3 separate regions of the Homo sapiens genome follow, and all the other regions are linked to region 3. Evidence: chromatin loops called from intact Hi-C (ENCODE). Cell type or tissue: endothelial cell of umbilical vein. All regions are shown on one strand.

Region 1 (8,000 bases), 70 kb after region 3:
GGACACAAATGGGGGGAATGATAAATATAAGCAAGTAAGAAGCAATATCATTTTTAAAGTAACATGAAAATAAAATACATTATTTTTATGGTACAGAATTCAGAAGTAAATTGTAAGTGGTAATGTATCAACATTATAAAAAGAAAATTTTGAGATCCACAAAATCTAAATAAAGTGAAAATACCAAATAGGTAACTTGAAAGTAGCAATTTATTTTTAGAAAGCCACAAGAGTAGTTAAGGCAAACCTGTTTTCCATTTCTCCTGCAGATTACCACTCAGCAACCTGCTAAAACTCAGCACGTCTGGTAAGCTGCTGTTCAAAAATTGAATAAAAGCTATGTGCATTTGCTGTATTTGTAGCCTATATACTCTGTTAGGCAATGCATATATTAAAGTATCCATACCTGTTTTTAAAGGGGAGCTATAACTTGGAATTCTGTTTTAAAATATCTAAGGAAAAGGTCAGCTGTACCTTTTTTGATGGTCAATAAACACAACATTTTGTAATTCCTTGAAACACGTCTAACAACACTATCATTTAAGCTGTTCCGTCTTTCAAGTGAAAGGCCCCTTCTTTCCACTATTCTGAAAACAATATACTGTACCATTAATGTATATTTTAATTTGTTGTCAATTTTATGGTACCGTTTTCTGTAAAACAACATTAAAATCAGTGTTCTCTGGTTTTAGTAACTCATGAAAAAGTAGAAAACTAATCCGGGGAGGTGCAGGGAAGGGGAAGACCCTGATTCTTACTGGTAAAGGGAAGACAAGACCTGAATAGGTATTTTGGTTTTTAGTTGCAATATTAACTTTTAAAATATCAGAAAACATTATCCAATGATTACCTAGTATATAATATATTGCTGGGCTCTCAGAGATGAGACTAACATTCTCTAGTAGTCAGCTCCAAAGAAGTAGCTGGGTCAAGATGCTGATGGGGTGGGGGTGGGAGGGACTGCATTTGCACACACCTGTTTAAAATATCAGTTTAGATTTTTAAAAGGTGGATCAATTTGCTTTCAAAACTACAGTCTACAAATACAGTTTATGATGAGGGACTGAGGTTGCTTTTCTGTTTTCATCTAAAAAGCTAAAGGATGTTACATTTCAGAGAAATCTTTGCTCTCCCCCACAAATAACAATACAATGTTAAGTTAACCCAAATTTGGGGTAGGGGAGTTAGTTGTAATACATACACAAAATTATGCACTTTGGCCAATTAATATTAGGTGGGATAAGTTACAAGAGGAAAGAAGAGACACTAAAATTATGGTGTTTTTATCAGGTTAAAATTTGAAAAATCCAGTCTAATAATATATAAAAGTTTATTTTGCACTCAAAATGTGTCAGACACTATGCTAAAAGCTTTGCCTGCATTCTCTTCCAGAATAACCACAATCTGGTTTTACAGAAGGTCATTTAAGTAAGTTGCCCAAGGTCACACAGCTAATAAATGATGTACCTAAGATCCTAAACTGTATCTGCCTGCCCTGGGTCCAGCCCAGTGCCCAACACATTGTAGGCCCTCATTGAATATTTGACTGTTAAATTTAAAAACAGCTCCAAATCCAGCCTCTTACTTCTACATCATATTGCCTTCTGTACCTAAGATAAGTATCAGACGGTTACAGCGCTCTCATTAGGAAGCTAACAGAGTTAGCCTTAAGGAAAGTTTAGTTAAACAAGTATTTACAGTGAATAAATTATAATCTAAAAACTATCAATCCAACTATGTCCTCTTTGCTCTGTCACCCTTGGTCATCCACAAGATGTAAGACCCTCCAGACCACCATCTTTTCCCTAATTTCATCTCCCCATGCCTTAAGCTTCCCTAGACTGCAAGTACTTCAAGGGCATAATGTGTTCACTGCTGTGCCTAGTGTAGTCCCTGGCAATGGTAATTGCTTGCAAATATTTCCTCAAATGAATTGCTGCTCTGTGGCTTCCTTCTGTCCATTACTACCCTCCTTCCCAACACATTCCCCACACCCTCACATTCTTTTATAAAACATTACTGACTTTTCTCTGCCTTGGTTGAAACTTGATTCTTCTCCAAGAACACTCCTTCTCTTAGACGGTACCACTTCCTGCACACAGTGGGATCTGAAAGATAGTGAGGGCACGCTGTGGCTCCCCACACTGGCATCTGGACCACTCCATGGTGCTCCCACTGAAACCTCTGTGCTCCTCCGAGAGCCACGGCATACAGATGCCCCTTCCTGACTGGTACCTGGCTCACAGTTTTCATTTCACTCCAATGTGCCACCATCGTAGGCAGTCAATGTCCAAGTTGAAAACCCATTTGAGAGCCCATCCTCAACTTATTTTGGCTTCCTTAATTCCAATAAAATGTCACTCAGCCTGCCCTTTAGCAGGCTCACCCTGTAACTATATTCACACTGGTCCTTACCCCAGCACACACTACTCAGGAATCTCACACCGCTCTACACACATGCCTGGAGAAATCTTCCCATCCTCCTTGCATTCTCATTTCTTTACTTCACATTCTATTTTTTCTTTGACCTCATCCAGAGTGTCCTTGTTTCTCAGTCCATTAATTATGAACCTCACTGTTAAGCATAGGGAAAAAGACATGTGAACAAGCAACTACAACATCAAACGATGTGTAACAGTAACGGTATCGGAAGGAAGGAAGGGAGGGAGGGAGAGAGGAAGGAAGCTGATGGCAGGGAATGTGGTGAGCTATAGCAAGGCCTAGATAAGAGAGCCCATGGCATGCTCTGAATATGAGCAGGCATACATGGAGGCAGAACGCAGGCACGCCACGGGCCTGAAGCAGGGCTGCCACACGCCACCATTCGACAACTCAAGGGCACCATTCATTCATGCAGGCTGTCCTGACAAAATGCCAAGTTAGCAAAATAAGGTATGTTTGTTTTTTTTTTTTTAATAATCGCTTCTTTTAGATAAATGTGCAATCTTCCTTTATAAAAGCTTTTTGTGAGAAGTTTCTTATCTCATGTAGCACACACCACGGTTGTATCACCTAAGCCATGGCAATCTGCAATAAGATAAGTACAGAGAGTAAAACAGTGTTTAGATACAATTATAGCAATTTGATATTGCTGTGGCAAATTTATATTTCTCAAAAGTGCTGGTCTGCAGTGCACTGGGAAAACAAAAACGAAAAACTGATCCTTCACACAGAGCTGGTGAAGTAGTGACCTAAACTCCGCTTGTAATTAAAGAATGGTTGCACTACATCTAAATGTCTATTCTATCTACTCATACCTATTTTATACTATCTTATAGATCTAACTCCCCGACCCCTTTCCCCAACAGTGGCAGTGTTCCTGTAATTAAGGCACACGGGGTTTGGTGGGTTACATAATTCCCATGTTATCTTCCAAGCCCTTCCACATCGACTGGCAAAACCACCAGTGTGAAGAGTCTGAGGACACTATAGGCGCAGAAAGATCCTCCCTTCCCACCATGCCCCAACCTGAACAGCTGCTTTCACTATCTTCCTTTCTCCTTTCCCTGGGGGGCTCTAAGAGAACTCTGGGAAAATGCAATTAAGTTCAAGAGATAATCTAATTTCTCATTAGCCTTGAGGTAGCTTATCAGCATTCCAGGGCCTAACAAAAAAGAACCAGAGACTCAACAATGCCACAGATTCCACTGGGTTCCAATTCCCAAGGTTGCTTAAGTATCAGTAAACAAGCGCTGCTAGAGTGTAGAGCAGGAGGGGCAAGTGGCTGGAAATGAGCCAGGAGCAGTACTTGCTCTGTTCACTTGGATTATTCATAATGAATCACAGGGAAGAACCCATTTTATTATAATACTAGTGTGGGCACTGAGAGATAACAGGTGCATGAAGTGACTTGGAGGCCCCCTAAATGGCTTCCATCCCACCCAAGGAACAAGCCTGGACAAAAGCCCCCAGGCCTGTGCCCTGGCATCTCAGAGAACCTCCTTAGGTCCCAGTCCCACCTTCCATCCTGTCTTCCCACCTCCCTTGCTCAAGACTGACACCTCTCGTTTCATCCTGTTGCCTCAGTCAAATTCTCTTTCTGACCCTTGATTTCAGCCTCACCCTGGGTGTCATCCTTCTGACTAACTCTTCATGTCAAGCTCTGCAGTCCTGAAGCCATTTCTTTTCTTTTCTTTTTTCTTTTTTTTTTTTTTTTGATGGAGTATCACTCTGTCATCCAGGCTTGGAGTGTACAGTGGTGCAATCTTGGCTCACCGCAACTTTGCGTCCCTGGTTCAAGTGATTCCTCCGCCTCGGCCTCCCAAGTAGCTGAGACTACAGGCACACGCCACAACGCCCAGCTAATTTTTATATTTTTAGCAGAGACAGGGTTTTGTCATGTTGGCCAGGCTGGTCTTGAACTCCTGACCTCAGGTGATCCACCTGCCTTGGCCTCCCAAAGTGCTGGGAACACAGGCGTGAGCCACCATGCCCGGCCTCAAGAATCTGTTCTTCATGGGTTATCTACTGTTTCATTACAACAATCATCTTGTGAGTTAGGTATTATCCCCATTTTATACCCAGAGAAACTAAGCCTTAGAAAGGTAACTAAGGATACACACACACAGAGACACTTTTAATACGTAGATAGGTGAGTAACAGAGCTAGTACTCTAACCCTGGTCTGATTCCAGAGCCTATACAGCCTCTCCTGGTAAGGCAGATGTTAACATTTTGAAGCAATGGTAAATTAAAGGATGAAATAACTCCTGGCCTTAAGTCCCTGCTATCCATAGCCAGTGGGCATCTGCTCACTCCATGCCATAGGTGCTTGATGGCAGAGGCAAACTGCATAGCAACATATGGTGAAAATGGACTTTTTACAGTAATACTGAATAGAAATACCTAGAATAGTCTCTCTCCTTATAGTCCTCGTAAAACCTATGTTATAAACCTTAAAGACAGCACAAATAGTACCCTTCCTGTGAGGCAGGCCCTGGAAAAACTGTATGTTTTCTCCTTTTCACTTTGAGGATATTACGGCATTTACTACACTATGAGTCATCATCAGCTTCCCTGCTAGACTGCGCACTTCGTAAGAACTGTATCTTATTATTCGTGGCATCCCCAGCACTGTACCTGACACACAAGAGGGACTCGGTAAATGTTTGCTGAATAAACTAGTATATTAATTAAAGTAGTATTCTCCCAATATGTATTCCCAAGTATTGGTGATTAACAGGCTTATTAAAAATGAAGCTAATTTCAAAAAACAAAATATGAATGTAACTATAATTATACCAGCAAATTGGTTTGACAATATAGAAATGACCTCTGGAAAAAAATAGTTTGGGGGTTAAAAGCTGTTATCGTCAAATAACCTTAAAGTAGAAACAATGAACACCAAGGCTACAAGATATTTCCCAAACAAAACAAAAGGAAGCATATGTTCCGTGAATCAAGGAAGCATATGTTCCTTGAATCAGATTCAAGACAAGATGTGAACTTCTGCTATTTCACTAATTTCTTGGGGAATAATCATTTCTGTTCAGGGTGATTTCACTGAGATTTGTAATATCACATTTTACACAGTAGGTGTGTGAGATTGAAATTTAAAGATTAATTTCACCTGTGAATTATTCTACATCATAGTTTACAGAAAATTATAAAATTTTAGTTCTGTTAAAAATATACCACAAAATTATATGTTCATACTATGGCAAAAAATTAAAGAGTGGTTAACTACATGAGAAAAGAAAATCCTTCTATTATAAGAAATAATTACTTATTAGAACAAGTAATTGCTTTCAAGTAGTCCTTGAAAGCAATAGTAAATGTCAATGCAAAGATTTCATGGACGTCGGTGGGGCATACTGAACAAACAGCAGCTGTGCTAATGCCATCTATGAATGCATAACAGGCGGTATAGGGAACTGTCTTATGGTTAGGAATAACCTTCAAAACTCTGAAAAAGCAAATTTCAAAAACTTCAGGGAGTCAATTTATGAAAGGCAAGAAAAACTGAGTCATGACAATTAAATGCAATAAAAAATCCTTGAATTAGCTTGAATTTAAAAGAGAGAGAGAAAAAAACATGATAGGACAGTGGAGGAAATCTGACTCTAAACTCTGTATGAGATAATAGTATCGTATCGATGTTAAATTCCTTCAGTGTTATATTACCTAGAAGAATGCCCTTTTTCTTAGGAGATACAGGCTGAAGTATTTAAGATTCCTAAAAGTTTCAATAAAAAAGAGTGTGTGTCTGTGTAAAGATGGAGAGGAGAGAGCATGCAAATGTGGCAAAATATCAACATCTGGGGAGCCTAGATAAAGGCGCTCACTGAACTCTTTAAACTGTTCTAGAAGGGTAACTTTTTCAAAACAGTATCTTAGGATTAAAAAAAAAATTCAGAGTTCCAACTTCATGATGCAAGGCACTGTCTTAAGATTAACTGGACATTTCTAGCCCCTCCCCAATTCAGAGACAAAACCACAGAGGAAAACCATTACAATTTTTTAGAAAACCTATAATGTATAAACAATAAAAAGATGCCCATATTAAAGGATTACTATCAAACAGTATTATGACTCTCTAAGGCTTTATTCTGACAGGCTAAGGCAAAAAGCTGAGGGGTTTATGGCTTTGTTTTAAACCACGTTCATAAGAAGAAGGCTGAGAGCGAACGTTTTGAAAAGCCTAGACTCTCTGCTGGGGGCTTCCTTAAACTCATCCAACACCTATAATCACAGCACTTTGGGAGGCTGAGGCAGGTGGATCCCTAGAGCTCGAGAGTTCAAGATGAGCCTGGGCAACATGGCGAAACCCTGTCTCTATAAAACATACAAAAATTAGCTAGGCATTGTGGTGCACACCTGTTCTCCCAGTTACTAGGGAGGGTGAGGTGGAAGGATCACTTCAACCTGGAAGGTGGAGGCTGCAGTGAGCCAAGATCATGCCACTGCACTACAGCCTGGGTGACAGAGTGAAATCCTGTCTTAAAAAAAAAAAAAAAATTGCCAGGTGTGGTGGCTTACACCTATAATCCCAGCATTTTGGGAGGCCAAGGTGGGCGGATCACGAGGTCAGGAGATTGAGACCATCCTGGCCAACATGGTGAAACCCTGTCTCTATTAAAATACAAAAAATTAGCCAGGCATGGTGGTGTGCAGCTGTAGTCCCAGCTACTCAGGAGGCTGAGGCAGAAGAATCGCTTGAACCCAAGAGGCAGAGGTTGCAGTGAGCCAAGATCATGTCATTGCACTCCGGCCTGGTGACAGAGCGAGACTCCATCTCAAAAAAAAAAAAAATTTAAAAATAATAAAAATCATCCAATTTAACCCTCACAAGCTTGAATATAGCTATTAAGATCCCAAGCTGAAAGAAAAGAAAATAAATAAAATTAAACTCAAAGAAGTAAACAACTTACATACAAATTCACAGAGAAAATGGGAAAACTCTAGTCAGTACAACTTCAAACCCTAGGATCTTTTCTATATATTAGGTGAACAGTGAAGCAACAGGATTATTTCTTGATTAAAGCTTTACTCTTAAAATATTTACTGAGCTGCTACTACTACTACCACCACTAAATTTTTATTTATTTATTTATTTATTTTAAACGCAGTCTCCCCCTCTGTCGCTCAGGCTGGAGTACGGTGGCGCAATCTCAGCTCACTGCAACCTCCGTCTCCCAGGTTCAAGCGATTCTCCCGCCTCAGCTTCCCAAGTAGCTGGATTACAGGCGCCCGCCACCAAACCCAGCTAATTTTTGTATTTTTAGTAGAGACAGCGTTTCACCATGTTGGCCAGGCTGGTGTGGAACTCCCAATCTCAGGTAATCCGCTCACCTCAGCCTCCCAAAGTGGCAAAATTACAAGTGTGTACCACAGCGCCCAGCCACCACCACTAATTTTTAATACTCACAACAACAAATGATATATTATTTCCATTTTCCACCAAAAAGAATAATCTTCCAAAAAACAAAAAGCCCATATTGTAAAATGGATTATGTGGCCGGGCGCAGTGGCTCACACCTATAATCCCAGCACTTTGGGAGG
Region 2 (8,000 bases), 350 kb before region 3:
GACTACTATTAACACCCCTATGCATATCAACTAGAAAACCTCGAGGAAATGGATAAATTCCTGGAAACATACAACCCTCCTAGATTAAATCCGGAAGAAATAGAAACCCTGAGCAGACCAATAACAAGCAGCAAGATTAAATCAGTAATAAAAAAAATTGCCAACAAAGAAAAAGCCCAGGGCTAGATAGATTCACAGCTGAATTCTACCAGATATTCAAAGATGAACTGGTATCAATCTTACTGCAACTATTGCAAAAGATTGAGAAAGAGGGAATTCTCTCTGAATCATTCTTTGAAGCCGGTATTACCCTGATACCAAAACTCAGAAAGGACATAACAAAAAAAGAAAACTACAGAGCAATATCCCTGATGAACATTGATGCAAAAATTTTCAACAAAATACTAACTAACCAAATCCAACATCACATCAAAAAGATAATGCATGGTGATCGAGGGGTTTTATTTCAGGGATGCAGGGATGATTTAACATATGCAAATCAATAAATGTGATATATCACATAAACAGAATTATAAATAAAAACTATATGATCATCTCAATAGATGCAGAAAAAGCATCCGGTAAAATCCAGCATCCTTTTATGATAAAAAACCCTCAACAAACTAGGCATAGAAGGGATTTCCTTCAAATTAATAAAAGCCATATATGACAAACCCACAGCCGACATCATACTGAACGGGGAAAAGTTGAAAGCCTTCCCCCTGAGAACTGGAACAAGACAAGGATGCCCACTTTGATCACTTCTATTCAACATAGTACTGGAAGTCCTAGTCCTAGTCAGAGCAATCAGGGAAGAGAAGGAAGTAAAGGGCTTCCAAATTGGAAAAAGAAAGTCAAACTATCACTGTTCACTGATGATGTGATTGTATACATGAAAAACCCTAAATAAAGACTGCTCCAGAAGACTCCTAGATTTGATAAACAAGTAAAGTCTCAGGTTACAAAGTCAATGTACACAAATCAGTAGCACTGCTACACACCAACCACCAAGCTGAGAATCAAATCAAGAACTTAGCCCCTTTTGCATCTGCAAAAAAGATAAAATACTAGGAATATACTTAACCAAGGAGGTGAAAGATCTCTACAAGGTGAACTACAAAACTGCTGAAAGAAAACGTGGATGACACAAACAAATGGAAACACATCTTGTGTTCATAGATTGGAAGAATCAATATTGTGAAAATAACCATACTGCCCAAAGCAGTCTACATATTCAGTGCAATTCCCCATCAAAATACCAACATTATTTTTCACCGAATGGGAAAAAAAATCCTAAAATTCATTTGGAACCAAAAAGAGCCCAAATAACCAAAGCAATCCTAAGCAAAAAGAACACATCTGGAGGCATCATATTACTGGACTCTTAGTTATACTACAAGGCTGTATACAGTTACCAGAACAGCATGGTTCTGGTATAAAAGTAGGCACATAGACCCAATGAAACAGAATAGAGAACTCAGAAATAAAGCCAAATACTTAGAACCAAGTGATCTTCAACAAAGCATCAAAAACATAAATTGGGGAAAGAACACCCTATTAAATAAATGCTGCTGAGAAAACTGGCTAGCCACATGTAGAAGAATGAAACTGTATCCCTCTCACTTTATATAAAAATCAACCCAAGATGGATCAAAGACTTCAATCTAAGACCCAAAGCCATACAAACCGTAGGAGAAAACCTAGGAAAAACTCTTCTAGACATTGGCCTAGACAAAGTATTCATGACTGAAATCCCAAAAGCAAATGCAACAAAAATAAATAAATGGGACCTGGTTAAATAGCTTCTCTACAGCAAAAGAAATAATTGTCAAAATAAACAGACAACCCACAGAACGGGAGAAGATAAGACTTGTAAACTGTGCATGTGACAAAGAACTAGTATTCAGAAGCTACAGGGAACTCAAATCAGCAAGAAAAATAAATAATCCCACCAAAAAGTGGGCAAATGACATGAATAGACATTTCTCAAAAGAAGATATGCAAATGGTCGAGAAACATATGAAAAAATGTTCAACATCCCTAATCATTAGAGAAATGCAAATTAAAACCACAGTGAGATTATCAGCTTATTCCGTCTAGAATGGCCATTATTAGAAAGTCAAAATACAATAGATGTTTGTGTGGATGTGGTAATGCTTATACACTACTGGTGGGAATGTAAATTAATACAACCTTTATGGAAAACAGTATGGAGATTCCTTAAAGAACTAAAAGTAGATCTACCATTCAATCCAGCAATCCCACTACTGGGTATCTATCCAAAGGAAAAGAAGTCATTATATGAAAAAGACACGTGCACACATATCTTTATTGCAGACCAATTCACAATTTCAAAGATATGGAACCCACCTAAATGCCCATTGACCAATGAGTGAATAAAGACAACGTGATGTATATGTATATACACACCATGTAATACTACTCAGCCATAAAAAGGAATGAAGTAATGTGTTTTGCAGCAACATGGATTAAGCTGGAGGCCATTATTCTAAGTGAGATAACTCAGGAATGGAGAACTAAACATCAAATGTTCTCATTATAAGTGGGAGCTAATCTAAGAATACGCAAAGACTTAGAGTGATAAAATGGACTTTGGAGATTCAGAAGAGGAAGGGTATTGAGAATGTGGGATAAAAAACTGCATATTAGGTACAAAGTACACTACTTGTGTGATAGGTGTACTAAAATCTCAGAATTCATCACTAAATAATTTATTTATGTAATCACAACCACTTGTACTCCAAAAGCTATTGAAATAAAAATCAAAAGAAAAAAATACCATGAAACTGTTTCTCGTTTTCCCTTTATTGTGAGTCTGAAGTGACTTGTTTCTTAAATGCATTGAAGTTTTTTGTGTGTGACAACTTCTTCATAGTTAATGTAATGTATATGTGTATATCTACAGTGTAATGACAGATTATAAAGATTTTCTGTTTGTACATTTGATTTAAATGGTCTCTAAATTGCTTACATATGTGACTGGGTTCAGCCACCACCAGATGGGGGTGATGTTGTGCTCAAATCCAAATGGCCAGAAAGGCTTATGCTTAGATATGTGTTTGTATGTGGTAGAGATAAGCATATAGAAATTATACACACAAGCACACAAACCTTTTTTAAAACTAATTGAAGTTAATGTTGCTAAAATTTATATTTAACAGGTAATACTCATACCACATTTATGATTCTATTCATTCTTTTATCATATAGTGTAAAAAATTCAGGGTAACATCTAGACAAAAACAAGGAGCTCTTTTACTGTAAACATTAGTATGTTGTTTTTCGTACATTTTAAAGTTGCAAGCATTTCTAGATATGTGTTCTGTTTCATATGGTTGTTTAATAATGTTCATGGAAGCTCTGTGTTTTACCTTGCTATCACCCCTTGCTGGAAGACTTATAAAGTTTGAGAACAATTTATTTAGCTTAAGGTACTTCCAACTAGTAATGTATCAAAGTTTTTTATTTCTTGGTTCTAAGGGATTTTCTTTTTCATTTGGATGCTTATGCCAATAGTTCTCAAGTTCTTTTCCCTTCTAGTATATATTACTAATAATATTAATTTGAAAAAAATGTGTCTTAATCTAAACAAAGTGCCTCAGAACTACAGGCTTATTCTATTGTTGACTGTTCCTTTAAAATTATGCTAGCTTTCTTCTTGATGAATTACAGCTTTGGGTCTCTAAGTATAATATTGTACAGGAAAATTAGGTGGGTTGTTCTACTTTTCATTGCCAAGATAATTTATTCCTTTATATATAGAAAAGCCAGTAACAATGTGAAACAGTTTTTATTAGTCTTTGTTTTGGTAAATATGGCAAATTAAGATTGCTAAAGGCTGTTAGAATGGTTGAATGTAAATTTATGATTATAGGTGTACCTGTAGAATTTTACACTTTCATATTGTATAAACAACAGGGCAGGGAGGCATGATCTTCTCAGAAACATATTCAGTAAAATAGCTTGCAGTTTTATTCATTTGTTTTTAACTTCTGTGTTAGAGATTTGAAATCTCTTTTGATGAATCAGAAATGTGATTTGATGAATCTTTTAATATCATATCCCAAAGGAAGATACATACTGATGACATGGTTTTATTATTACAACTAGGAATATATCCTGTTGCCAGTGGTGATAATCTATATTATTTCCTTATTAATTATATTAAAACTAAAGTTATTTCACTGTTGGAAAAAACCCTGAAATTATTATATCTGGTAAACCATTCTCTAAAATCCAATCAGTTTATACTATGTAACTAAAAAGTGCCAAATTAGATATCTAGGGATATATCTTATGGTGAATTTATTTTCGTGGGCACATGAAGAAGGCATGATCCTCAGAATGAGGTAGTACACAGAGATTTATGAAGTTGTTTCTGTAGCAATTACAGAGATTAGTAACATCTGCTTTGAAAAAGAAATCCGTATCTAAATTGCATGGTCTAGGGCTCTGGAAGTTCAGTTGTTCACTTCTCAAGTTTATCCAGAGTCGCTTCTTGAGGAGAATGCAGAATTTGTCAGCAAAAGTTCCTGAAAACCCCCTTCATATGTTCCAGGAAAGAACAATTGGATAGAATCTTATTTTTCAAGACAGGATGCCAACTCTTACATCTTAAATTGGTTTCCATGGCACGTGGATCTATATTCAGTGTAGCATACATTACTGATTGACTTCCCACTTCCTTTGTTTCCATTCTTTCTTTTTTACAGGGTCTCAGTTTGGTTGAGTGCTCTTCTTCCTAATAATATCTTTGGGCTCAAGGAAGGGACTACTTAATTGCTCCAGTGCTTAAATCATGATAGATCATGATAGTTTCATTCCTTTACGTAATGGTTTAAACGTGGACATGCGACTCATCTGGGCTCAGGAGACTTGAGGAGAAGTGAGCTGGGGGATGTTTTAGAAAGGTTTGCAGAAAAAAAATGTAGATGCAAAGGAGGAATTAGAGCTGGAGGTTAGATACTATCCCTACTTCTAAACTTTGAAATTGAGATACACTATTCGCCTATTTGCACTGAATTAACAGACTCCAGTTCCCTCTTTAACATTCCATTCTGTCATCTCATTTTAAAAATTTCAGGCTAGGCATGGTGGCTGACACCTCCTAGCACTTAGGGAGGTCTGAGGCAGCCTGATCTCTTGAGGTCAGGAGTTCGAGACCAGCTGGGCCAACATGGTGAAACCCCACCTCTACTGAAAATACAAAAAATTAGCTGGGCATGGTGACGTGCTCCTTTAATCCTAGCTTCTCAGGAGGCTGAAGCAGGAGAATGGCTTGAACCTGGGAGGCAGAGGTTGTAGTGAGCCAAGATTGTGCCACTGCACTCCAGCCTGGACAACAGAGCGAGACTCCATCTCAAAAAAAAAAAAAAATTTACTCCTCTTCCCTTTGTTTTTTAAACTTTTCTGGATAGGTTAATAGGAATACCTTACGTTAGTGTGGTGATTTTCTTTTTTAAATTTTAGAATGGTAAGTACGCTTAATATGAGATCTACCCTCTTAACAGATTTTTAAATGTATAATATGGTATTGTTATCTATAGGCATGGTATTGAACAGCAGATCTCTAGAACTTACTTATCTTGCTTTACTAAAATTTTATGCCCATTGATTAACAACTCCTCATTTCTTCCTCTCCCCCAGCCCCTGGCAGCCACAATTCCATTATTCGCTTCCATGCATTTGTCTATTTTAGATACCTTATGTCAGTGGAATCATGCAGTATTTGTCTTTCTGTGACTGGCTTATTTTACTAAGCATAATATCCATAAGATTCATCCACATTGTTGCATATTTCAGGATTTCTTTCTTGTTTAAGTCGGAATAATATTCTGTTCTATGTATATATATCACATTTAAAAAATTCAGTCATCAGCTGGTGGACATTTAGGTTATTTCTGTATTTTGGCTGTTGTAAATAGTGCTGCTGTGAACATGAGAGTGCAGATACCTCCTCAAGATCCTATTTCAGTTATTTTGGATAAAAACCCAGAAGTGGGACTGCTGGATCGTATAGTAATTCTATTTTTAATTTCTTTGAGGAATCACCATACTATTTTCTATAGGGGTTGTACAATTTTGCATTCCCACTAACAGTGTAAAACGATTCCAATTTCTCCGCAACCTCACCAGCACGTGTCTGTTTTTTGTTGTTTTTGCTTGTTTGTTTTTTTTAATAATAACCATTCTAACGGATGTGAGGTGGTATCTCACTGTGGTTTCGATTTGCATTACTCTGATGACTGGTCAGATATTAATGATCTTTTTATATACTTGTTGGCTATTTGTATGTATTCTTTGGAGAAATGTCTATTCAAGTCCTTAGCTCATTTTTAATTGGGTTTTTATTTTTGCTATCGAGTTGTAAAGTCCCTTATACGTTTTGGAAATTAACCCTTTATCAGATACATGGTTTGTGAATATTTTCTCGCATTTCATAGGTTGCATTTTCACTGTCTTGTTTCCTTTGCTGTGCAGAACCTCTTTAGTTTCATGTAGTCGCACTTGTCTGTTTTTGCATTTGTTGTCTGTGTTTTTGGTCACATCTGTGAAATCATTGCCAAGACCAATGGTACAGAGTTTTTCCTCACGTGTCGTTCTAGGAGTTTTACAGTTTCAGGTCTAACGGCTAAATCATTAAGCCATTCTGAGTTGATTTTTGTGTATGGTGTAAGACTAAGGGTCCAATTTCATTCCCTTGCATTTGTATATCTAGTTTTCCTTGTATTTGTTGAAGAGACTGTCATTACCTCCTTGTGTATTCATGGCACCCTTGTTACACATTGGTTTATCATATATGCATGAATTTATTTCTGGGCTCTCTACTCTATTGCATCAGTTTGTCTTTCTTTTTGCCAGTACCATACTATTTAATTATTATAGCTTTGTGTATGTATATATAAAGAAGTATGATGATACCAGCTATATTATTTGTTTCTCAGAGTTCTTTTGACTATTCAGGGTCTTCTGTGGTTCCATATGAATTTTAGATTTTTTTTTCTATTTCTCTAAAAAATGACATTGGGATTTAGATAGGGATTGCATTGAATCTGTAGACCACTTTGAATAGTAGGGAAATTTTAACAGTATTCAGTTGTCTAATCTATGAACATTAGAAGTATTTCCATTTGTTTGTCTTCTTTAGTTCTTTAGTTTCTTTTATTTGTAGTTTTGAATATACAGGTCTTTCACTTTCTTACTTAAGTCTGTTCCTAGTATTTTATTCTTTGGATGCAATTGTAAATGAGATTGTTTTCTTAATATCTTTTTCATATAGATTGTTGTTGGTACATAGGAATGACACTGATTTTTGTGTGTTGATTTTGTATTCTGCAACTTTACTGAATTTTTTATGTTAATAGTTTTTTGGTGGGGTCTTTATGCATTTCTGTAAATATTAGATCATGTTATCTGCAAACAGGGACAGTTTTACTACTTTCCTTTTGATTTGAATGCCTTTTATTTCTTTTTCTTACTTGATTGCTCTGGCTAGGATTTCCAACACTATAGAAGTTTTGGTGGAGCAGGTGCAGGCTAATACTTGTTTGTTCGTTTGTTTGTTTTGTAGAGACAGGGCCTTGCTTTGCCATTCAAGCTGGAGTGCAGTGGCAGTGGCGCAGACATATCTCATTGTAACCTCAAACTCCTGGGCTCAAGTGAGCCTCTTGCCTCAGCCACTTGAGTGGCTGGGACACAGGCATGCCACCATGCCTGGCTAATTTTTAATTTTTATTTGGTAGAGATGGAGTCTCGCTATGTTGTCCAGGCTGGTCTCGAACTCCTGGGCTCAAGTGATTCTCCTATGTTTGCTTGCAGAAGTGCTGGGATTATAAGTGTGAGCCACTGTGTCTGGCCTTGTTTTGTTTTTGATCTTAGGGAAAAAGCTTTCAGTCTTTCGCAACTGAGTATTTTGTTAGCTGTGTGTTCTTCATATATGACCTTTATTGTGTTAAGGAAGTTTTTCTTTTATTTCTGTT
Region 3 (8,000 bases):
ATCTGCGGGGAAAGAGAAAAGGAGTAGATTTGGGACATACTAGGTTTGAGATGTCTATTAGACATCTGAGAGGAAATCTTACATTTGCAGTTGGATAAGTAAGTCTGACCTTCAAGGGAGGGGCCTTGCCCAGTGATATCAATTTTAAGAAGCATCAATATATGGACAGTACAGGTGGTCCCTGACTTACAGTGGCTTGATTAATGATTTTTCAACCTTACAGTTGTTTGAAAGCGATAGAAACTATACTTCTAATTTTGAGTTTCGATCTTCTCCCAGGCTAGCGATATGCAGTACAACGCCAGGCAGAGAGCCACAACGCCCAGCCAGCCTCACCACAATGAGGTGAACAACCCATGCTCTCCAGTGCACTGTGCTGCCAGGTGACTGTTCCCAGCTGTAGGCTGATGTGAGTGTCCTAAGCATGTTTCAGGTAGGCTAGGCTGAGCTCGAATGTTCCATAGTTTAGGTGTATTAAATACATTTTCTATTTATGATATTTTCAACTCACAATGGGTTTATTCGTAAGGTAACCCCATAGTAAGTCAAGGGACATCTGTATTTAAGGCCATGGGATTCGACATGTTCACCAAGTGAATAAGTGTATCCTGAAAAGAGAAGAGGCCAAGGACAGAGGCCTGGAATGCCAGTTTTAAGAGGAGAAGAAAAGAGGAATAAACAGCAAAGATGACTGAGAGGAAGAGGCCAGAGAGGACATTCTATATCTAGAGAACGCCTCACTGTAAAGTTACAACTAGTGGCTCTTGTCTACATCTATGTGATTATATTAAGTCTGCTATCAGATAAAGACCACATATAAATTTGCTATAGATGCTGGGTAGGAATGTATTACTTTCAAATAACAAAACAAATGAAATTATAGATAGCAGAAGAAACAATGAGTTATAAAAATTAGCACTACCATTTAATCTTTTCAAATAAAAACATGGATAGATTTTTTTTTATTCAAAGAAATTTTTCTATAGAACTAAATATTCCTAGCAAAACAGAAACTTTTAAAGCAAAATAAAATAAAAGCATAAACATATACTTACCTCCAAAGATTTAAGGAATGGCAGTGACTCAATAAAGCTTTCATACATTTTTCTCTTTTTGGCATTGTTTTTCACAATTATTCTCCTGAAGGTTACCCTGTCCTACAGGCAGAACAGTTAAAGGGTAAATTTTATGGGGGTAAAGCTATACAAATAGTTTTATTTTATTCCCTACAAGAAACAATGATTGAAGATTCTGAAATAAAAGATTAACATCATTATACTTTTAATGCAACTCATTTCATATTTTTATTTCGTCAAGCACAAAATATAATACAGAACCACATAAAATACTGTTTTCTTTTTTTTTTTTTTTTTTTTTTTTAAAGAAAGCATCTGTTGACTTTTTATACATAACAGAAATCTGACCAATATGTTGGGTTCTGCCCACAAGGAGGCGCTGTCACAGCATTTTTAAATATGTATACTAGCACTCTGTTCTTTTACTCTGTTATGTACTCTACGTTCTTTTTCATATCCACATTATGTCAAAATTTTCTTGTCAAAAATGTGGAGGGATGCCCAAAGAAATTATAAATGCTTAAAGTGATGGCTACTCCATTTACCCTGATGTGATCATTATATATTGTATGCTGTTATCGAAATAGCTTATGTACCCTGTAAATATATACACATAATATGTACTCATAAAAAAAATTTTTATTTAATGTGAAGGCACAGAGAAACTACAACTATGTTTTTGAGTAAGATCTAATTCCAGTGTTTACCATGTTCACAGTCTAAAATGTTCCTGTTTATACTATCATGCCCTCAAAGATACAGAACTCGGTTGAAGAACTAGTAAAAATTTTAAGGATACAGCTCAAAACATTATTTTCCTAAAAATTTTATTTTAAATAATTTCTCATAAAATATTTTAATTCTTTAATAAAAGCCTCAATAATTATGTTAGATTGGCATTCATTAATAAACAATTATACCATTTTAATAAAGTAAAAATTGGGATATATTATTTAATAAATTACTATGCCAATATTTTAATTTTTTTTTACTTTTATTTTTAATTTTTGTGGGTACATAGTAGGTGTATATTTATGGGGTACATGAGATGTTCTGATACAGGCATGCAACATGAAATATGCACATCATAGAGAATGGGGTATCTGCCCCCTCAAGCATCTATCCTTTGAGTTACAAAAAATCCAATTACATTTATTTTAAAATATACAATTTTATTATTGACTATGGTCACCCTATTGTGCTACCAAATACTAGGTCTTATTCATTCTTTCTTATGCCAACATAATAAGGCTGAATTTAAATGAACTAGTGCAATGGAGAAAAATGCCAGTATAGATGAAAGTCTCTAGGTGTGATGGACTGCAACTGAATGTTTCTATCACTCTAAAATCCCTCTGTTGAAATCCTAATCACCCAGGATAGTATTAGGTGGTGGAGCCTTTGGAAGATGGTTAGGTCATGAGGCTGGAGCCCTCATGAATGGGATTAATGTCCTTATAAAAGAGATCCCAATGAGCTCCCTTGCCCCTTCCACCATGTGAGAACACAAGTAGAAGACGCTGTCTGTTAAACAGGAAAACAAGCCCTCACCAGACACCGAATCTTCTGGTGCCTTGATCTTGGACTTCTCAGCGTCCAGACCATGAGAAATAAATGTATGCTGCTTAAGCCACCCATTCTATAACAGTCTGTCATAGCACCCCAAAAGGACTAAGACACTAGGAAATTAAACATCTTGTTTCCCAATTTGGTATTGGCTGTAATTTGGACTTGTTTTACTCCTAATACTTTTTTTAAAAGAAAATTTTACAAGATAATTAGCACAAATATTGAAATTATTTCCAAGCCTGGCTCTGCATCAGAATAAGCTATAGTATTAAAAAAGATTTCTGAGACACCAGACCTTAATGACTCAAGATCTCTGCATGTAGGGCTCAATAATTCATAAATGCTCCCAAAGTGATTCTGATATGTAATCAGGTTTGGAAATCAGGTATAACACCATTGTATGGACAGCGGTTATTGCAAAACAGAGAAGACTCAAAATAGCTTAATGATTTAGAAACTAATCATAATCAGTTATATCTCTCAGAAAGAATTTTCCATTAGTAACCTACCTCTTCACACCCACTGTGACATATAAAGTCCAGAATTTCAAATACTTTCATCCTGAAGCCATTTCAAAAATCACCTTTCCAAATCATCAGTATAGTCACGTAGATCATGTTAGCCCTAAGGCTAATAGTGACCAAATATTATTTACAGAGTGAGACTATTCTGCAATGGACTTTTCTCTTGGGCTTTTTTTGCTTATCTTTACACACCTGTATTTATAAGGCAGACCTCCAGTCTGTTGACCTTAAAAGAAAAATTTATTTTCTACTCGACTCTCCCTGAGAAGGAGTTATTATAATTAGTCAAGTCACCCTTAAAAAGTAGGCTTGAAATACTAAGTAATTATGTTAATTATTCTAACTTTTTTAGAAAGCTATTATATGTCAGGAGGATTATCACAAACTGCCCATTTTTATAAAATTTAATAACATGTATAGACTACTAAAAAGCTCTGAAAATGCTTAATCCTATCTTAGGAACTTAAGTAGTACGTGCACTAGGAAATTCTGGGTCTTTTATACCCCATTAAAGTTTCTACAAGGGCTAAAAACTATCAGTATTCAAAGAGGCCAACCTATAAAACAGTTGATCTTATTCTGAAGATGTGCAAGGAGGCAGTTTCCTCACTGTGTGACAATCTGACAATCTGAATCTGAACGGCAACCCCATTGGAATGACTACATTTGAAAAGTAAACCTTCCTGAATAAAACAGGTCATGGCAGATGCTAGATTTATCCCACCACTTTAATTACAGGCAGACAAAGACTTCTGTGGGTGAAGGACTGTCCTGGTTTGAAGTTTTTTCTTTGCTGGCTTTGGGTATTCAAATCACTGACAGTTCTTTCCTTTTCCTGAGACAATTCAGCTTTTCCTCTAAACCTTAAAAAAGTGACTCATCACATTTTTAAATAAGTATATAATAACTGGTTCCAATTAAAAGAAATGTAAAATGTCTTGTCTCTTTGATCAAGAGATATTTTTTATCAGCTGAATTGACTTCAGAGTCAAATGCTGAACTGTGACTAAATAATGTGTGACTTCCACAATGCTATATACAGTAGTCCTTGGAAATGAGACTTTTAACAGACTTCATATTTACTTCAACCTCTTCTCTTTCCACAAAAGGATTTGAGAGAAATAACCCAATAAATGCATGTCAAAACTAGTGGGTGGGCTATTTTCAACAATTTTAAAAGAAAATACATATACTGTAAACATTTCCCTAAATCGATGCTGTTTAAGGTTTGGCCTGACATCAGGCAGTACTGCCATCTCCTGGGAGCTGATGAGAAATGCAAAAATCACGGGCCTCACCCCAGAACCACTGAATCAGAATCTGCATTTTAACTGGATTCCCAGGTGATTTGTAAGCATATTAAAGTTTGAGAATCACTACCTTAAATACAATCCTCCAGAAGGAGCTTTAGTAGTGCCTAATAATTTGCATCCTATCATATGTGAAAATATTGCCCGAATGTATCTTTAAACCAGCTTTTAAGTCTTGCGGGAATACCACATTAAGAAATGTATTTAAAAGTACTAATGCTCAGGTCCCAGTGCTGAAGATTCTGATCAATTTGCCCATGGTGAGGTCTAGGTAAGAGGATTTTTTTTGAGACAGAGTCTCGCTCTGTCGCCCAGGCTGGAGTGCAGTGGTGCAATCTCAGCTTCACTGCAAGCTCCGCCTCCCGGGTTCATGCCATTCTCCTGCCTCAGCCTCCTGAGTAGCTGGGACTACAGGCACCCACGACCGTGCCCGGCTAATTTTTTGTATTTTTAGTAGAGACGGGGTTTCACCGTGGTCTCGATCTCCTGACCTCGTGGCTAGGTAAGAGGATTTTAAAAAAATACTCCAGGTAATTCTGATGTGGGGCACATGAGCACAGCCACCAAGCATTTTTTCCCTACACAACTGCTTTTAAATGCAGAGTAGTTACCAATCAATTTATAGCACCAAGAGCATCCTTTTATACTGGTTTCTCAAACTCCGAATTTCTGATGCAGTAGGTCAGAATCAGTGGGTGGGGCCCCAGAATGGGCATTTCTAAAAAGTTCCCAAGTGATACAGCTGCCAGTGTTCAGGGGACCACACTCTGGGAGCCACAACTTTATCAGATTATAATACTTACCTCAGAAAGCTATCTGAGAAAAAGTACTTAAGGCTGTGTTTGTATGGCTGGTTATTTTCTAAGAGTGGGTAAGACAGGAGCATTCTGAATCTGAGTGTCTTTCCTGGGCCACCAGGTCCCAAGCTCCTGACTGGACTGGAGGAGTGGGGGCAATGACATCAGGATCTGACTTAGTGAAGTCTTAGTGCCCTACAGTTCAGCATTCAGTGGCTGCTTAATAAATTACCTGATGACTGATGATCTTTAAATTAAAATACTACATGCGGCAATTTGTAACACCGTCATAGCAATTGCTACAAATCATAACATTCAGGTCAAATAAGTATTTTACTCACCAAACCCCACAGAGCACCAGGAGAGGTAGCAGTGATTGTAGCTGCTCTGGGTGTATTGTACATTAAGGCCAGTTCGCCGAAACTCCCACGATTATCATAGTTACCAACACATCTTCCAACACCATCACATTTCACATAAATATCAAATGTGCCTCTGTTGGACATATGTAGATTGGAGGTTAATTCAAATAAAATATCATTAAAATAAAACATTATTTCAGAAAAGAGCCCTGTGAAATAAAAATCTTATTTCCAGCCTGTTATCCCCTCCGATGACAATAAAGGGGAATCAATCTGTGCCATCTGTTCCAGACCATGTGCCTGCTGGGAAAAATGGGACTAAACAATAAAAATTTGGAATAAGGAATGATAAAACTATAACTAAAGACTACAACCAAATAGTATATGCATAAAAAACCATCTGGAGAGGCCGGGTCTCACACCTGTAATCACAGCACTTTGGGAGGCTGAGGCGGGTGGATCACCTGAGGTTAGGAGTTTGAGACCAGCCTGGCCAACATGGTGAAACCCTGTCTCTATTAAAAATACAAAATATTAGCCGGGTGTGATGGCGGGATCCCATAATCTCAGCTACTCGGGAGGCTGAGGCAGGAGAATCACTTGAACCTGGGAGACGGAGGTTGCAGTGAGCCGAGATTGTGCCACTGCACTCCAGCCTGGGTGACAAGAGCAAAACTCCAACTCAAAAAAAAAAAAAAAAAAAAAAATCATCTGAAGAGGCTGGGTGTGGTGGCTTACTTACATCTGTAATTCCAGCAATTTGGAAGTCCAAGGTAAGAGGATCACTTGAGCCTAGGAGTTCAAGACCAGCCTGGGCAACATAGCAAGATCCCATCTCTATAAAAAATTAACCTTAAAAAAAGAAAGAAAATCATCTGAAGAAACATTTATCAAATCACTGACTGTAGTTATCTAAAAGCATAAGAATAGTGAGGGATTCTAGGCATATTCGCTATCTAATTTAAGAGTTTCTGTTTGTAACATGAACATATTATTACTTTTGTGATCAGAAGAAAATAACTTTTTAAAAAGAATCTAGCTATAGCAATTTGGTTAGCCACTACTCTACAAAACTTACTAGGGTCCTTTATAATCTATAGCAGACGTTGGCAAACTATAGCCCACAAACTGGCTATCTGCTTTTGTAAATAAAGTTTCACTGCAATATAAACACTCTTGTTTGTTTATGTGTTATCTATGGCTGGTTTTATGCTACAACTGCAGAGTTGAGTAGTTACAACAGAGAACATATTGGCCTGCAAAGCCAAAAATATTTACTCTCTGGCCCTTTACTTTAGATCAACCCCCATTCTAAAGTTAAAAAGTAGAAATTCAGACTAGATATCTAACTCTGGTCTTTTTATAGTTTTTTGGTGCTTATCTTTTAACTGGGGTTCTTTTTCTAGGCAAATAAGGTTCAGTTTGCATGTCACTGCACTTCCTATTACCCAGACCCTATATTCACGTAAACTGCATTCTTTGTGTGGATGACTGACTTTCCGCATACTGTATTTTATCAGAGAACATGCTTTCAAGGCTTGCACCTGTGAGGGCAGATAGAAAAAATTCTTTGGCTTTATTCTGTTGACTAAACCCTAACACAGACAAAGAGTGGGGACGTGCTGCTAAAAAAAAAAAAAAAAAAAAAAAAAAAGTGGCTTTTAACATTAGAAAATTATTATGGGCCAGGCCTGGTACCTCATGCCTGTAATTCCAATGTTTTGGGAGGCCAAGGTGGGAGGATTTGAATCCAGGAGTTCAAGACCAGCCTGGGCAACATAGCAAGACTCTGTCTCTACAAAAAACCAAAAAATTAGTCAAGTATGGTGGCACATGCCTGTACTCCTAGCTACTTGGAAGGCTGAGGCAAGAGGATCGCTTGGGCCCAGGAGTTCAAGGCTGCAGTGAGCTGTGACTGCACCACTGCACTCGAGCCTAGGCAAGAAAGTGAGACACTCTCCCTGCCCCTCCAAAAAAGAAAGAAAAGGATTATTAATAATAAAGAAGCAATAACAGCAGAAACATGATAGACAGAAGAAAATAATTGGCTTTCATGGCCAGGCACAGTGGTTCACGCCTGTAATCCCAGAACTTTAGGAGGCCAAGGTGGGCAGATCACAAGGTCAGGAGTTTGAGACCAGCCTGGCCAACATGGTGAAACCCCGTCTCTACTAAAAATACAAAAAAATTAGCCAGGCGTGGTGGCAGTCACCTGTAATCCCAGCTACTCGGGAGGTTGAGGAAGAAGAATCACCTGAACCCAGGAGGACAGTGGGTGCAGTGAGCTGAGATTGCGCCACTGCACTCCAGCCTGGGCAACAAGAGCAAGACTCCGCCTCAAAAATAAATAAATAAATAAATA

The links. Peaks named below come from ENCODE experiments on the same cell type or tissue, not always from the same donor. Only the 100,000 strongest peaks of a DNase experiment are listed, where the experiment ranks them.
Region 1: it touches region 3 in a loop (7-fold over the local background); 4 of 110 quality-filtered maps call a loop at or near these places.
Region 2: a loop joins it to region 3, with 14 times the contacts of the local background. A loop is called at or near these places in 7 of 110 quality-filtered maps.

Annotation. Positions count from the first base shown.
Region 1 is chr7:107,074,358-107,082,357 of GRCh38, reverse strand. All of the region lies in intron 2 of PRKAR2B (protein kinase cAMP-dependent type II regulatory subunit beta), which reads right to left. It overlaps PRKAR2B-AS1 (PRKAR2B antisense RNA 1), which reads left to right and starts at 2,749. Exons shown (of 4, transcript XR_007060469.1): 1 at 2,749-2,892. RefSeq lists a silencer at 4,840-5,134. In endothelial cell of umbilical vein, no CTCF peak of the experiment used is centred here; DNase peaks (open chromatin) are centred at 2,667, 3,717 and 5,007; H3K27ac peaks cover 5,127 bases.
Region 2 is chr7:107,496,806-107,504,805 of GRCh38, reverse strand. The region is part of intron 6 of COG5 (component of oligomeric golgi complex 5); the gene reads left to right. Among named protein-coding and RNA genes, the nearest start is that of GPR22, 31 kb to the right of the region's middle. In endothelial cell of umbilical vein, a CTCF peak has its summit at 3,012 (motif pointing right); a DNase peak (open chromatin) is centred at 3,025.
Region 3 is chr7:107,144,079-107,152,078 of GRCh38, reverse strand. PRKAR2B (protein kinase cAMP-dependent type II regulatory subunit beta) reads right to left here. Exons shown (of 11, transcript NM_002736.3): 6 at 5,618-5,771; 7 at 1,056-1,157. Among named protein-coding and RNA genes, the nearest start is that of HBP1, 21 kb to the left of the region's middle. RefSeq lists an enhancer at 1-202. In endothelial cell of umbilical vein, CTCF peaks have their summits at 1,428 (motif pointing right) and 4,439 (motif pointing left); DNase peaks (open chromatin) are centred at 1,478 and 4,318; H3K27ac peaks cover 964 bases.